2 separate regions of the Homo sapiens genome follow, and region 2 is linked to region 1. A link is a loop called in an ENCODE intact Hi-C map of the cell type or tissue named here. Cell type or tissue: mammary epithelial cell. All regions are shown on one strand.

Region 1 (8,000 bases):
ACCAAAATGGTGAAACCCTGTCTCTACTAAAAATACAAAAATTAGCTGGGTGTGGTGGTGGGTGCCTATAATCCCAGCTACTTGGGAGGCTGAGGCAGGAGAATTGCTTGAACCCAGGAAGCGGAGGTTGCAGTGAGCCGAGATCACACCACTGGACTCCAGCCTGGGCGACAAGGGAAAAACTCGGTCTCAAAAAAAAAAGGAAAACAGAAAAAAAAACCTGTTGATTAGCTGGTTGAATGAAAAGCAAACAATTCTATTCAATACTCTCAAAATCCTGATTCAGATGGAAAACTTGTTCATCAGAGCCATGTATATCAATTGCTCTCTTTATGGACTCTATGGCCTTTTTCCATATAAAATGTTACTGTTTCACAAAATTTTACTTCCCCATCAGCAAGCACTGGTGATGTGATCTCTCTTTCTGCATACAGATTGCCATTAAAATGATCAACAGGCAGTCACATAGAAGCTCCTCATCCACTCAGACCAAAAGAGGCTCCTAAGCTATCCTTCTGGATTTCTATCATCTTTTAAAACATAAATATAAAATCTTAGTGGAAACTACTCCACCAAAAGATTTGCTTCTTTCTTCTAGTATGTGATTACAGTAAATAAAATTCAAGGCTCTGTGAAAGATGTGGCCTCAGTAAACTATATAAATTAGCAACAGTGAATGGAACTTTTCCAGTGAGACATGTATAAGAAAAAACTACTCAGTAGTCTATAAAAAACAAAACAAAAAAAAAACAGACCTTGCCTGTAAGTTAACACAGACTCTTTTTGACGCCTGAAAAATCTTTCTGACCCTGGATTTTCTCATTTCAAAAGCAACCTTATCCAGCAATCTCACTTAAGTGACTTCAGCATAAGGAGGAACCACATAAGAGCAAAATCTAATTTGAGGATATAGGAATTCATTGTAGCCCCACATGCATGCAATTATCAACAATTGGAAACAACTTACATGGCAATAAAATGCTATGCTTCATTTAAAATTACCAATATGTATTGCCATAGAAAGGGGCCCATGACATTGCTGACAAAAAAAAAGTAGGCTATAAAGAATGTATGGAAAGAGGTTCAAAAAGATGCTTTCTAAAAGAGCAATAGTGGTTATCACAGGATTGTGATATTTGAGATAGTTTTTACCGCTTTGCTTTTACTTCTGTGTATCATTCAAATTTCTACATCCAGTATAAAGTTTCCTTCATTCCCTCTCCTCTCTCTTTAAACCCTCAACTCTAACCCACCTCCATCCCCTTTTCTTGCCTCATCCCACGGAGAAAACAAAAACCATCAGACCATGTATTCATTTCCTAGGATTGCTGTAACACAAACTGAGTGGCTTCACAACAGAAATGTGTTGTCTCAATTCTAGGAGCTAAAACTCCAAGATCAACATGTCAGAAGGGTTCTGTCTGAGGGCTGTGAGTGGTTGCTGGCAGTCTTTGGCATTCCGAGTAAAGTAGATGCATCACCCTGATCTCTCCTTCATCTTCACATGGCATTCTCCTTCTTTTCACTCTGGGGACTGTTGTGGGGTGGGGGGAGGGGGGAGGGACAGCATTGGGAGATATACCTAATGCTAGATGACGAGTTAGTGGGTGCAGCGCACCAGCATGGCACATGTATATATATGTAACTAACCTGCAGAATGTGCACATGTACCCTAAAACTTAAAGTATAATAAAAAAAAAAAAAACCTGACATCTAGACCAATGGAACAGAATAGAGAGCCAAGAAATAAATTCACGTATTTACAAACCAATTCATTTTCAGCAAAAGTGCTAAGAACACACAATGAGGAAGAAACAGTCGCTTTAGTAAGTGGTGTTGGGAAAACTGGATATCCATAAGCAGAAGAGTAAAATTAGATCCTATCTCACACCGTCTACAAAACTCAATTCAAAATGTATTAGAGACTTAAGCATAAGACCTGAAACTATAAAACTACTAGAAGAAAAACTAGGGGAAATCTCTATGACATTGGTCTGTGCAATTTTTTTTATATGACAACAAAAGCACAGGGAACAAAAACAAAAATAGACAAATGGGATTATATCAAACTAAATACCTTCTGCACAGCCAAGGAAACAATCAACAAAATAAAGAAACAACCTATGAGACAGGAGAAAATACCTGCACACCATATATCTGATAAGGAGTTAGTATCCCAAATATGTATGGAACTCAAACAACTCAATAGCAAGAAAACAAATAACCCAATTAAAAAATGGACAAAGGAGCTAAATAGACATTTCTCAAAAAAAGACACAGAATGGCTAAGAGGTGTATGAAAAAGTGCTCAACATCACTAATCATCCGGGAAATGCAAATCAAAACCACAGTGAGATATCAGCTCACACCTGTTAGGATGGCTAGACTAGATAAAAGATAAGTTTTGGCAAGGATGTTGAGAAAAGGGAATTCTCACACAGGGTTGATGGGAATGCAAGTTAATACAACCATTGTGGAAAATTGTATGGAGGTCCCTCAAAAAATTAAAAATAGAACTACAATATGATCCACTACTGGATATATATACAAAGAAAATGAAATCAGTATGTTGAAGAAATATCTGCATTCCCATGTTCATTGCAGTATTATTCACAGAAGTAAAGATATAGAATCAACCTAAGTGTCCATCAATGGATGAATGAAGAAAATGTGATATTTATAAAATGTGACATACACCGTATATGAATACTACACTATTCAGCTTTTAAAAAGTAAGAAATCTTGGCCAGGCGTGGTGGTTCACGCCTGTAATCCCAGCACTTTGGGAGGCCGAGGTGGGGCGATCATGAGGTCAAGAGATCGAGACCATCCTGGCTAACATAGCGAAATCCTGTCTCTACTAAAAATACAAAAAATTAGCCGGGCGTGGTGGCAGGCGCCTGTAGTCCCAACTCCTTGGGAGGCTGAGGCAGGAGAATGGCATGAACCCGGGAGGCAGAGCTTGCAGTGAACGGAGATCGCGCCACTGTACTACAGCCTGGAGCGAGATTCCGTCAACGTGGATGAACCTGGAGGACATTATACTAAGTGAAATAATCCAGGCACAGAAAGACAAATACCTCATGATCTCATTTATATGTGGAGTCTTAAAAAGTTAAAACTCATAAAGCAGAGAGCAAAATGTTGGTTACCATGTGCTAGGAGAATGAGGTGTGAGGAAGACTGGGTAATGTTGGTCAAAGGATATAAAACTTTAGTTAGATAAGAGGAATACATTTAAGAGATCTATCGTAAAACATGGTGACTATAGTTAACAACAATGTATTGTACTACTGAAAATCACTAAGAGAGTAAATTATAAGTGTTCTCACCAGAAAAAAAAATAAGTGAGGTAATGCATATGTTAATTAGCTTGACTTGCATTTCATAATGTATACATATTCAAAACATCATGTTGTACATTTTAAAATATACAAATTTTATTTGTCAATTTAAATAATTAATAATTTTTTAATATTCTGAATATGGTGGTTACTTCTTTCATAGTTGTATACAATATGTTAAGAAAACCTCCTAAAAACAACGCCATCATTTTATAACCTTCTACTATCGTATAAAAATGGCCAAGAAAAAGAGTAGCAGAAATGTTTAGCTTTAGACAAAGAATATAAATGTAAATATTAAGTCTTTATTAAGCTCTTACTACGTATCAGGCACTCTACCAAGCATGTACCTAAAGAAGTACTCTGTTCCCTTGTGCATGGTAGCATGACTGACATGTAGTTAAGAGCTTAAAAATCTTCCATATTTGGTCCTGCTTATAGAACTTATAGCCTTAGAACACATAGCATGCAATTACGGCACAGAATAATAGATGTTAATACATGAGCAGAATGGGAGCAAAAATAAGGAGCATGTAATTCCATCTTTTAGGCACCATGGATAATTTTCCAAAATAAAGATGACGCTTCTTCAGAGACATGAAGGACTTAGGATTGTTGGCCTAGCTTAGAGTCAAAAAGAAACATCTGGGAAAATACATTCTCACCAGTCTATTGGGTTCATTAACACCTTTTACTGTCTCTCCCCATTTTCTCACACAGGATGTTAACCTCCGGCAAAGTCCTTCCAGTCTGGCATATTTCCAAGCATTTTCTCTCACTTGTGTTCATAATAAATACATGAAGTCTACTCCCTCTTGTATATCATAAAATGGACTGTTTTCCCTTTTACTTTCAAACTAACAGATCTACCTTTCCCTTTCTACCTTCTTCCTTCTCCCTTCCTTCTCTCTCCCTCTCTTTCCCTCCCTCCCTCCTTCTCTCTCATACACACACACACACACACACACACACAGAGCCAGTCCTGAGAACAATCAGGACTCAGCCAAAGACAGCCCCTCCCCTCTAATGACTAAGGCTTTCTGACTGAGTCAGGTTCAGGTGTCTAGCTGCGGGCAAAAGGCTCCTCTGTCCTCTAATCAGTGTTGTCTATTTGCAGGCTGTGTAGAGCCTAATAAAACAAAGTTCTGGCTGGGCATGGTGGCTCACACCTGTAATCCCAGCACTTTGGGAGGCCTAAGCGGGCAGATTGCTTGAGGTCAGGAGTTTGGAACCAACCTGGCCAACATGGTGAAACCCCGTCTCTACTAAAAATACAAAAAATCAGCCAGACATGGTGGTGCATGCCTGTAGTCCCAGCTACTTAGGAGGCTGAGGCAGGAGAATCGCTTGAGCACTGGAGGCAGAGGTTGCAGTGAGCCGAAATCGTGCCACTGCACTCGAGCCTGGGTGACACAGTAAAACTCCATCTCAAAAACAAAATAGTTCTAGAAATTACTGCTTCTTCCACACCCACACACGCTCCCAAAAAGAAAGCATAAGCTCTATGAGGATAGAATTTTTTTTCTGTTTTGGCCACTGCTTTATCCCAAATGACTAGAACAGCATCTGGCATGTACTATGCACTCAGAGAATATTGATGGAATGAATGAATGATGGGACCAATCCAACAGTTTCCCAGTCATGCCAAGATATGATTAAACCTGGCATGAGATCAAACTGGTACCCCTGTTACACTAAGATTCAAGGAACACATAAAAATAAAGAAGATGCAGCAAATTAAGAAATCTGTATTAGTCAGAGTTCTCTAGACAGACAGAACCACCAGACAGATGGACGGGTGGGTGGGTAGATAGATAGATAGACAGTTAGATAAGAGATGGGATTTGTTAGGGGAATTGGCTCATGTACTCATGGAGGCTGAGAAGTCCCATGATAGGCTATCTGCAAGCTGGAGACCCCGGGATGCTGTCAGCATGGATCAGTGTAGTCCAAAGGCCTTAGAATGAGAGAAGCAGATGATGTAATTCTCATTCCAAGGCCAAAGGCCTGAGAACCCAGAAGCCTGCTGATATAAGTCCTGGAGTCCGAAGGCCTGGGAGCCTGGAGTTCTCGTCCAAGGACAGGAGAGGAATAGTGTATCTCAGCTCCAGCAGATAGATCAACATATTTGCCTTTTCTCTATTTTTGTTCTGTCTGTGCTCCCAACAGATTAGATGTACCCGCCCACACTGAAGGCAGATCTTCCCTGCCTAGTCCACTCAGACTCACACGCTAACCTCTTCTGGAAACACCCTCACAGACACACCCAAAAATAATCCTTCACCAGTCACCAGGTTTCTAGATATTATTGAATTCAGTCAAGTTAATATCTAAAATTAACCATCACAGTATCTGAATTCACAGAAAGACAGTCTTAATAAACATAAAATTACACTGCTGTTAATAAATAATCAGGCAAAAAATTTACAGTTTTCAAAAATGTGGGTTGGTTGATATATATATATTTTCATGTTATAAGGAAAATGACTATTTATGACTTAACAATTTTTAAAGGACTTGAATACATCATTCAACATTCTACTGTCTGGAGAATTAATTTGATTACATGTCTAAAGTGACTAATAAAGAGCTGTGAGTTAAGTTGATCCTGCTGTCTTGATAAGCTATTATGGCAGAAAAGACCACTAACTGTGCTAAGAAGAAAATAAGTTCCAAGGGTCCTTTTCAATCCAAGAAATCAAAGCAATTAATATAATTCATACAAAGGACATAAAACACTAAAATCATGAAAAAGTAAAATTAAAATATATGAATAGGCCAGGCGAGGTGGCTTATGCCTTTAATCCCAACACTTTGGGAGGCTGAGGTGGGCAGATCACCTGAGGTCAGGAGTTCAAGACCAGCCTTGCCTACGTAGTGAAACCATGTCTCTACTAAAAATACAAAAGTTAGCCGGGTGTGGTGGCACATGCCTGTAATCTCAGCTACTCAGGAGGATGAGTCAGGAGAATCACCTGAACCCAGGAGGCTGAGGTTGCAGTGAGCCAAGATCGTATCACTGGACTCCAGCCTGGGTGACAGAGTGTGACTACGTCAAGAAACAAAGAGAAAGAGAGAGAGAGAGAGAGAGAGAGAGGGAGACAGAGAGACAGACAGAGACAAAGAGAGAGAAACAAAAAAGAAGAGAAGAGAGAAAGAAAGAAGAAAAGGAGGGAAGGAGGTAAGGAAGGAAAAGAAAAGAAAGGAAGGAGAGAAAGAAAGGAAAGAAAGGAAAGGAAAGGAAAGGAAGTAAAGAGAAAAGAAGAGAGCGAGAGAGAGAGAAACAGAGAAAGAGGAAAAGGAAAAGGAGATGAATAACTGCAAAGGATCAGGACTAATATTCCTGAGAGCTGTGACACATGTTATTGAATACCTTTCTTTATATCTCCTGTCATAGTGTTCCACAGAATTTGAATATTAGTATCCAATAGCTACTGATGCCTGTGAACTGAACCCCACAAGAGGCTGAGTGCTTCCTGCAAGACCAGCAAAACATCAAGTCAGCATGGGCTCTCAGAAAGTATGTATTAGATTTCATTTTACAACATTTTGAAGCTCCCCCAAACACCATGGCAAACACTACTCAAATTCTCCCAGTAATCCAGGTGTTCCAACACAAAATGTGTGCTGAACCCACCACACCACAGCTGTCTTTGTAACAGGTTTTTTGAGTCTTCCTGCTACTACTTGTCACAGCATGGCAAACTCCAAACATTCCCATCACCAAAATACATCCCAACATTGTAGAATAGTTAAGTCTTTCTCAAATACATCACAAACAATAATCCTATATGTCTATGTTTTTATAATACAAAACAATGACTTTGGTCAACAATTAAAAAACATTTACTAAGTTCAATAACAATAGAAGGAGTCCAGGACATGCCAGTCTCATATAAAAGGTGTTCTCACTGATAAAACTGAGAACAAATAAGATGATAAATCATTTGCCCAAATACAAAGTCCAGCAATATTTTAAAATAAGCCTGAAATCTGAACCTCCTGAGAGGATCTTAACGTAGCTCACCTGTCATAGCATTCCAGGAAAAGCTAAGAGATAAGGAGATTGCAGAGAAACAAATGAGAATGTGTGCTTTTATATAAAGTTAGACTCCCATGGGCTTTTGATAAAGTCCTTCAGATGAGTCAAATCAGTTGGTATGTTACAGAAATTTGCAAATTAAGCATTGGTTTAAGAGATTAAAAGGCGTATCAGTAGTAAATGAACAAGTCACAGAGATAACAAGTAAAATCAAAGACAAGGCAAGATGTTAGAAGTTGAAGGGTAGTTCTCCGAAAGAAACTAATTCATTTTGGTTAATTAGAAGTAGAAGAAATATTGTATTATGAGTAACGTTGAATATTTAGACAAATGTTTACACAAAATGTCAAGGAAGTAGGCATAACCTTTAGAATTGCACAGAGTCCCTATGTGCAGGACTTACAGCCTAACAAACCAAACCAAATGAGGTCGCAACTGACTTAGGGACAAGCAGGGTCACAGAGTAACACCCCATGCAGAAGTCCAGACTGATTAGTAATGATGAGTCTTTTCCAAATGTTCAGGGACTACAACAATAGTGAGGCTAATGCCAACATTTGGAAAACCATTCCCATGGGGCCCAGGTCTTTACTACAAATCATTAAGGCTGACTG
Region 2 (8,000 bases), 93 kb after region 1:
CACTGTTGGTGGGACTGTAAACTAGTTCAACCATTGTGGAAGTCAGTGTGGCGATTCCTCAGGGATCTAGAACTAGAAATACCATTTGACCCAGCCATCCCATTACTGGGTATATACCCAAAGGACTATAAATCATGCTGCTATAAAGACACATGCACACATATGTTTATTGCGGCACTATTCACAATAGCAAAGACTTGGAACCAACCCAAATGTCCAACAATGATAGACTGGATTAAGAAAATGTGGCACATATACACCATGGAATACTATGCAGCCATAAAAAATGATGAGTTCATATCCTTTGTAGGGACATGGATGAAATTGGAAACCATCATTCTCAGTAAACTATCACAAGAACAAAAAACCAAACACCGCATATTCTCACTCATAGGTGGGAATTGAACAATGAGATCACATGGACACAGGAAGGGGAATATCACACTCTGGGGACTGTGGTGGGGTCGGGGGGAGGGGGGAGGGATAGCATTGGGAGATATACCTAATGCTAGATGACACATTAGTGGGTGCAGTGCACCAGCATGGCACATGTATACATATGTAACTAACCTGCACAATGTGCACATGTACCCTAAAACTTAGAGTATAATAAAAAAAAAAAAAGAAAGAAAAAAAAAAAAAAAAGAAATTATATTTAAGGAATTTGAGAGCTCTTCCATTGACAAATATAACTATTCAATTTTTTGTAATAACATGAAGACATTTTAAATCCAATTGAAATTTTCATATCAAGTATTTCAAAATAATGAGGAAGCCTTGATTTTTAGAATACATATATTTTAGAACAAAACCCTATAGCTAGCCTGGACATAAGTAAAACGGCCCATCCATGGATGGACAGAAGTATCTGATATTTGACAAGAAAGAGCTTCTTGATTCCCATCTGGGGGTGCAGTCACAAGGAACCTCCATCTAGCCTGCCAGCCCCACCACCATCCCACTGGCATCACCTTAACCTACACCCTTGGCTGGTGCTCTTAAGACACCTAGAACATGAGATCATTCAGTAGTGCCCAGACTTCTTATGCATACTGAGCAGCAGAATGCCCTGCAACAGGCTGCTGGAGGAGATGAGGAGGGAGGCATGCCCTGGTACCGAAGCTAGGCCGGATAAGTACCTTTGCCATCCCCAGCACACATGGGGAGTGTGCTACCAGACGCTGCTCCTGGCTACCCTCTAAGAAGCCTTAGATAAAACTGCTCCCTCCAGAGACAGCTACCTGGGAGTTCCAGTTACCCCAGCCTTCCTAAGGGCTTAGGGGACCATTATCTTAGCATGCCATGGCAAACCCTATAAGAAGCTCTAGGATAGGGAGAAAACACAATCATTTTAAATAAGTATGGCATGTAAGTTCATTTTTCTAGTAGATATTCAGATGTGCTAACATTCACTGCTTACAGAAGAACTTTTCAGTGTCTCACCTTTCTTTTCTGAAATGTGACATGGCTCCAGACTTAAAGGACCCTTAGTTGCATGTTGTGAATATCAAATAAACTTCTGACCTGAAAAAGAAACACAGAAAGATCACCAAATAAAACTGTCATAACACAGCTGTCACTGACTCATTCATTCAAGTACCCCTTATTAAGCACCCCTTATGTGACAGGAAATATTTTAGACACTGAGAATAAACTACTAAACAAAACAGACAAAATGTCTTCCTTCAACGAACTTACTTTTCACAGGGGAGAGGAATACATGTTAAAAATATTAATGAAGAAGAAATTATATAGTATTATAAAGTATGTGCTACCAAAAAAAAAAAAAAAAAAAGAGGGATAGAGAGTGCTGAAGTGGAAGAAAGTTCAGGAAGTTTGTGATTTTAAATACAACGGTCAGAAAACACCTTGCTGAGAAGGGGACGTTTGAGCAAAGATTTGAAACAGATGAGGAAACTGGCAACATGGATGTCTGAAAGGGAATCACTGCAGAAAATGGAACTGCGAGGCCCTGGGGAGAGCATGAGCGTTTTCAGGGAACAGAAAGGAAGCTGGTGAGACTGAGCAGAGTGGAAAAAGGGGAAGGCTGTGAGCAGAATGTTACATCTTCACTTGGGGTATGAGGGGTAGATTCTGTAGAGCCCGATAGGCCACTGGCTTCTACTCTACATGAAATGGGGAGCCACTGGAAGGTGTTAAGCAAAGGAGGAACATGAGTTAAGTTTCAACAAGATTACTCTTGTTAAAAGAGTGATCTTGTGTTGAGCATAGCCATAAGGAGGTGTGGTAGCATCAGGGAGTGAATTCAAAGGTGGCTGCAATAATACAGGTGAGTGGTAACAGTAGCTTGGACCAGGAAAGCAGTGTGGATGGCAAGAAGTGATCAGATTTTGGAAGTGTTTCTTATCAAGAATTTCCTGTTGGATTGCATGTAGGACATGAGAGAAAAGAAAAGTCATGGGCAATTCCAAGGTATTTGACTTGAACAATTGAAAAGGAGTCATCATTTATTGAGATGTGGAACAGCTTTAGGATAAGAGAAAATCTGCAGATCAGTTTGGGAATGCTAAATTTTAGATACTTATTATTATCCAAATGGAGTTGTTGAGGAGGCACACAGATATATGTGTCTGGAGTTCAAGGGAGAGAAAGCAAAAAGAGATCTCTTGAAACCAAGAGAATCTTGCAAATAAAAGTTCATGTTTAGGAAAATGACCAAAATAGTAAGACAAAATGTCTAAACCCGAAAGGCCCAAGAATGGGTCCTGAAGAGAGTGATGTGGTATGAGGGGCTTTCCAATAACCCACCCTACAGTCTGAGAAGTTTTTCTAAAATGGAGGCCTGATTATGCTATCCCTCTGCTCAGGACTCTTGTACAGCCCCCAGGCTCTAAGAATGCAGTGCAAACTCCTTAGCATGACTTGAACCCTCATCATCTATCCCCTGCTTAATGATTCATTCAGCCTCATTTTTTGCCACAACATTCCTCCCAATCCCTTGCCCCCACAAAAGCATTCTCCAAAGAGGCTGGCTGACTTTTTAAAACTCAACACTTATAGCTATCTCTGATTTTTCCCTTCCCCACTCTCTTACCCAGACTAACCCCTATTGCTCTTTCAAGTTTCTGATAAGATATTGTCTCATTCCTTATTCTCATTGCCTTTTAACCCACTAGGTTAGAAGCTCTGTGAAAGGCAATGTATTAGTTTTTTGTAGCTGCTGTAACAAATCACTACAAAATTGGTGGCTTACAACAGTAGAAATTTATTCTTTCTCAGTTTTGGAGACCAAAAGTTGGCTGTTTTGGTGGGCTGAAATAGAGTTGTGGGAAGGGCCCCACTCCAGATGGAGGCTCTGGGGGAGAATCCTTTTTGTGGCCTTTTCCTTCTTCTGGAAGCTGTCCTGCCTCCGAGGCCCACGGCTCTGCACCTCCCCTTGCTTTATCATATTGCCTTCTTCCTCTTCTCTCACATTCCCTCTGCATCCCTCTTAGAAGGACACTGTGATTTCATTCAGGGCCCACCCAGATAATCCAGAATATTCTCCCCACAACAAGATCCTTAATTTCATCACATCTGCAAAGTCTCTTTTATTATATAGGGTAACATATTCACCGGTTCTGTGGATTAGGACTTGGATCATTATTTGTGGTCATTATTCAGCCTACTACAGTCAAGACTGGCTGTTCTATTCATCACAATATCCCCAGCAGCTAGTGCTGCATCTGCCATATAAGAACCCAGTTAATAGTACTGAAGAATACGTGAATGAATTTAGTGAGTTTTTATCACCCGAATGCCTCATTAATCTTCCTCATAGACACAACAAGAGATAAGTCATTACAGTAGTCACTCTTCTCCGTTTCACTTTCTGTGGTTTCAGCTACCCATGGACAACTTCAGTTTGAAAATATTAAATGGAAATTTTCAGAAATAAACAACTCACAAGTTTTAAACTGGGCATTTTCCTGAATAGCATGATAAAATCTTGCACCATTCTACTCCATCCCACCCAGGATATGAATCATCTCTGCCCAGCATATCCATGCTGTATATGCTACCTGCCTGTTAGTCACTCAGCAGTCATCTGAGTTTCCTTGTGATCACTAGATTACAAGAAAAAGGAGGGTGAGTATGGTGCATGAGATATTTTGAGAGAGACCACATTCACATAACTTTTATTACACTGTATTGTTACAATTGTTCTATTTTATTATTAGTTATTGTTGTTAGTCTCATACTGTGCCTAATTTCAAAGTAAATTTTATCATACATATGTATATATAGGAAAAAACATAGTATAGGGTTTGGCAGTATCCATGGTTCCAGGCATCCACTGGCGTCTTGGAACATATCACTCACAAATAAGAGGGGGCTCCTGAATCTCTTATCAACTTATTTTTGATAAACAAAAAGAAGTTTTCATTTGATCAAACAGCTTTTTCTCCTAGTATCAGATTTGACAAAGTTTATTAAGCTAGGGAAAAAAAAAATCCTTCGTCAGGTTATTGAGATGAAATACAGAAAACGGCACTGGGGTTCTTATCAAACTTAAATCTTACTGTAAACTTCTAATTGCCTCCCCAAAATGCAAATAATAAATCCTTTTGGGAAGACTATAGCTTGCCGTGAGAATGGTTAATAAGGGTTGGTGTGGGGGATTCAGTTACCAGGAATGAATGAGGTCCTGGGAGTCCAGGTCCCAAGGACACATGTGAGGTTTAATTTTCTCATCTTTATCATCCCAAAATGCCCCCTTTCTGATTAAGTCCCAGTAATGTTCCCTTGCATAACACAGTTCATTTAAAAGTTTAAATTCATGAGAAAATGATATAAAGAAAATATAAAACACAGCTAAGTAATTTTAAAGAAAATGTGACTAAGGGCTACTCATGGTACATGACTATGGTACATGTCTACCCAGAATAAAAACATTTCCCATCTTCCCTTCCAGCTAAGTGCAGCCAGATGACGAGTTGCTGAAAAATGGAGTATAAATGGAAAGCTGTACGTAAAACTTCTAATAAGTGCCCTTAAAGGAAGAAGAATGATCTTTTTCTCCTACCTTTTTCCTTACTCCTGGCTAGAGAGTAGGCATGATGATTAGAGTTCAAGCAGCTATCTTGGAACATAAGGCATCAAATTAAGAATAACAGAGCACTAAGAGAGAAGAAACTGAATCCTGATAATCATGCAACTACCATAAAAATCCTGGATTCCCTACCTCTGGAGTCCTCTGTGTTGAACAGAAATATACTTCTACCTTATGTAAGCCACTGTTATTTGTATTTATCTGTTATGTGTAGCTGAATCTAATCCAAAGTGATTCAGAATGTGGATACCTGGAAGTGGGCACCTAAAAAATATCAAGTATTGGCTTCTAAGGTGTGGTGGGTAGTAGGTCACAACAAATTATTAGAGGGTGGAAATCTAGGAACCCTCTTTTCATGATGGCACAGTTCCCTCATAACATGGTGGCTTGTTTCTAAGAGAAAGCATCCTAGAAAGACAGGTAGAAGCTGCATCACCTTTTATGATGTTGCCTTGGAAGTCACTTGGTGCCATTCTGCCATACTCTTTTGTTGAGGCAGTCAAAAGGTGCAAGTTTCAAGGAGAGGAAACAGAGACTCTACTTCTTGATGGGGAAATAACTGCTTATTTTGTAAGAAGAACTCGTAGGATGGAAGATATTGTTACATCCATCTTTAGCCAGGGGAAGGTCTATAACTGTCTATACTTCAGAATACAATTCCTGCCCTACTCCCCCCAACAAAACAGCAAAAATAATAAGTGATGTGAAAGATTCCATGGGGCTTACTAACCATTGTCCTCAGAGATGTCCTTGCATGGAAATAGAAAAGAAAAAACTTTCCAGGAGCAAATCCAGAGCAACACAGGACAATGGATGAGGGAGTTCCTTCCAAAGAACAGAATCAGAGGTTTTTGGGTGGCTAATCAAGGAACTTATCCCTCACATTCCTGCCTGCAGGGAATTTATAATTACTAAGGACCAGTGAATGATGGTTGTTTCCATTCTATCCATTTCTAAATGGGAGTTTTTATTGCAATTATCGTATTCCTTCTCCGCAATACAGTATGTTAGTTGTGTTTATGGCAATTTGTCTTTTAATTTATGCACTACCAGAACTTAAAAAGTCATACCCAAGCTTCATGGATAGGTTTGCCTAACTCTCAGAGATCCTGGACTTTGAACTACAATTAGTAAATTAATGGGATTCAGGGTTGCCTCCCTAAAAAGGAAGAGGGTGGCCAAAAATCCAAATTTGCCCCAAATGTTCATGTTCTCCTTTTTCCATAAGAATAGAGCCTTGCATTTTTAGCTAGGCACTTGACCCCACAGAAAACTAACCATACCCCAGCATTCACTGGAGCTGGGAGTTGGCATGTAATTAAGTTCTGGAACATGGAAACATCATATGTAACTTCCAGGAAGTGTCCTTAAATAAAGAAGACATGCCCTTCCTCAATCCCTTCTCCTTGTTGCTAACTGGAAGACCAAAGTGAATTCAAGTGACCATCTTGGGCCATGAAGCAGACACACTATGCTGCTAGAGTAACAAAAAAATGAGGATTGCAGCTCCTTGATGACTGCTAAGCTTCCATACTAAACCTGGAATGTTTACTTCAAGATTCCTTTATATAAGATAAAAACAAACTTCTATTTGTTTAAGCTGTTATTTGGGATTCTTCTGTTTGCACACCAAATCCTAATTGATATAGCATATAGCTGAATGGAGGAAGATGCTATAATGTCAAGTAGATTAAAATAAACGTTAGTCATATAACAACATCCTGCTTCACAAAAAAATTGAGTGACAAAAAGTGATTCAGAGATGTCCTCTGTCACCACATGGCAGCCAAAGATAGCTTTCAAAATTTGAATTAGATCTCATTAACGCTCTAGTTTAAAATTAAAATCTCTATCTTATAATCCTTAAAATTAAAAATCTCTATCCTATAATTTCCCCTGGGATAAATCTCCTTAACCTAATATGATATTCCCTGTGTAATCTGGTCCCTTCTACCACTCCAATCTGACTTACTCCCAGAATCCTATCCCACTTTGAGATCTGCCCACACTGGCTTTTCAGCTCCTATTACTCAGAACCATAGCCGGGGGTATTAAATTATACAACTGGTCCCCTGAATACATTCTCCAATACAACTGGTCCCCTGAATACATTCTCCAAAATAGGTACCTATTTTAAAGTAAAATTTAGCATGACAACTATTAATATTATGGAGAATTAATGCAAGATCATGATATATGTAAACAGAAACCGAAAAGGTGGCTTTTCACGTTACCTCCCACACTACTGGCCTGGTTCATCCCTGACTCACTCCAAAAATTTTAAAACCTAGCTCTGCCCTGAATCTTATTCACCATGTTCCCTCTCACATCATACTCTTCCATTATCTCTTCATCCAGATAATTTTTATTATTTTTCGTATATCAAATATCCCTACCAAATTTCCCCATTATAGTTGCTCATCATGCCCATACATTGCTATTATTTCTTGATGATATATCAGTTTCCTCATGGAAACATGTGCACTTGTTTCTGTGAATATTTACAAATACCAGTTTTCTCCCACTAGACTGTGAGTTCCATGAGTCAGAAAATATGTTGGTCTTAGTTCATCAATGTATCCCTGGAGTACAATAATGTACCTAACATATTGTAGACTCTTAATAAATACCTGTTGAATGAATCATTGAGAAACCTACGGCTGAGACCAAAAGAATTACAAAATTCGTACATCAAAAGTAAAAGAAAGAGCTGGGGGAAAAGCAAGAAGTAATGATGGCATGAACATGGATGGTAAGTTTAGAGAAGGGCGGGTAATAAATGTGCTACAAAGCACTTATTCTAGGTGATGAGAGAAACAGAAAAGAGTACAAAGCATAGTGCCTACCCGTTGGAGGCACAGAGGCATAATAAGGCTTATGCAAAAAAAAAAAAAAAAAAAAAAAAGTCAATTAACAATGAAAGGTAGAAAAAAATGTGAGACCAAGG

What was found. Hi-C counts contacts between places; a loop is a spot of excess contacts. Peaks named below come from ENCODE experiments on the same cell type or tissue, not always from the same donor. Only the 100,000 strongest peaks of a DNase experiment are listed, where the experiment ranks them.
Region 2: it touches region 1 in a loop (7-fold over the local background); 2 of 110 quality-filtered maps call a loop at or near these places.

Annotation. Positions count from the first base shown.
Region 1 is chr2:53,307,498-53,315,497 of GRCh38, forward strand. No RefSeq gene overlaps it. Among named protein-coding and RNA genes, the nearest start is that of CHAC2, 460 kb to the right of the region's middle. In mammary epithelial cell, no CTCF peak of the experiment used is centred here; DNase peaks (open chromatin) are centred at 4,324 and 6,334; H3K27ac peaks cover 4,189 bases.
Region 2 is chr2:53,400,217-53,408,216 of GRCh38, forward strand. No RefSeq gene overlaps it. Among named protein-coding and RNA genes, the nearest start is that of CHAC2, 360 kb to the right of the region's middle. RefSeq lists an enhancer at 3,686-4,885. In mammary epithelial cell, no CTCF peak of the experiment used is centred here; DNase peaks (open chromatin) are centred at 3,985, 7,345 and 7,645; H3K27ac peaks cover 5,432 bases.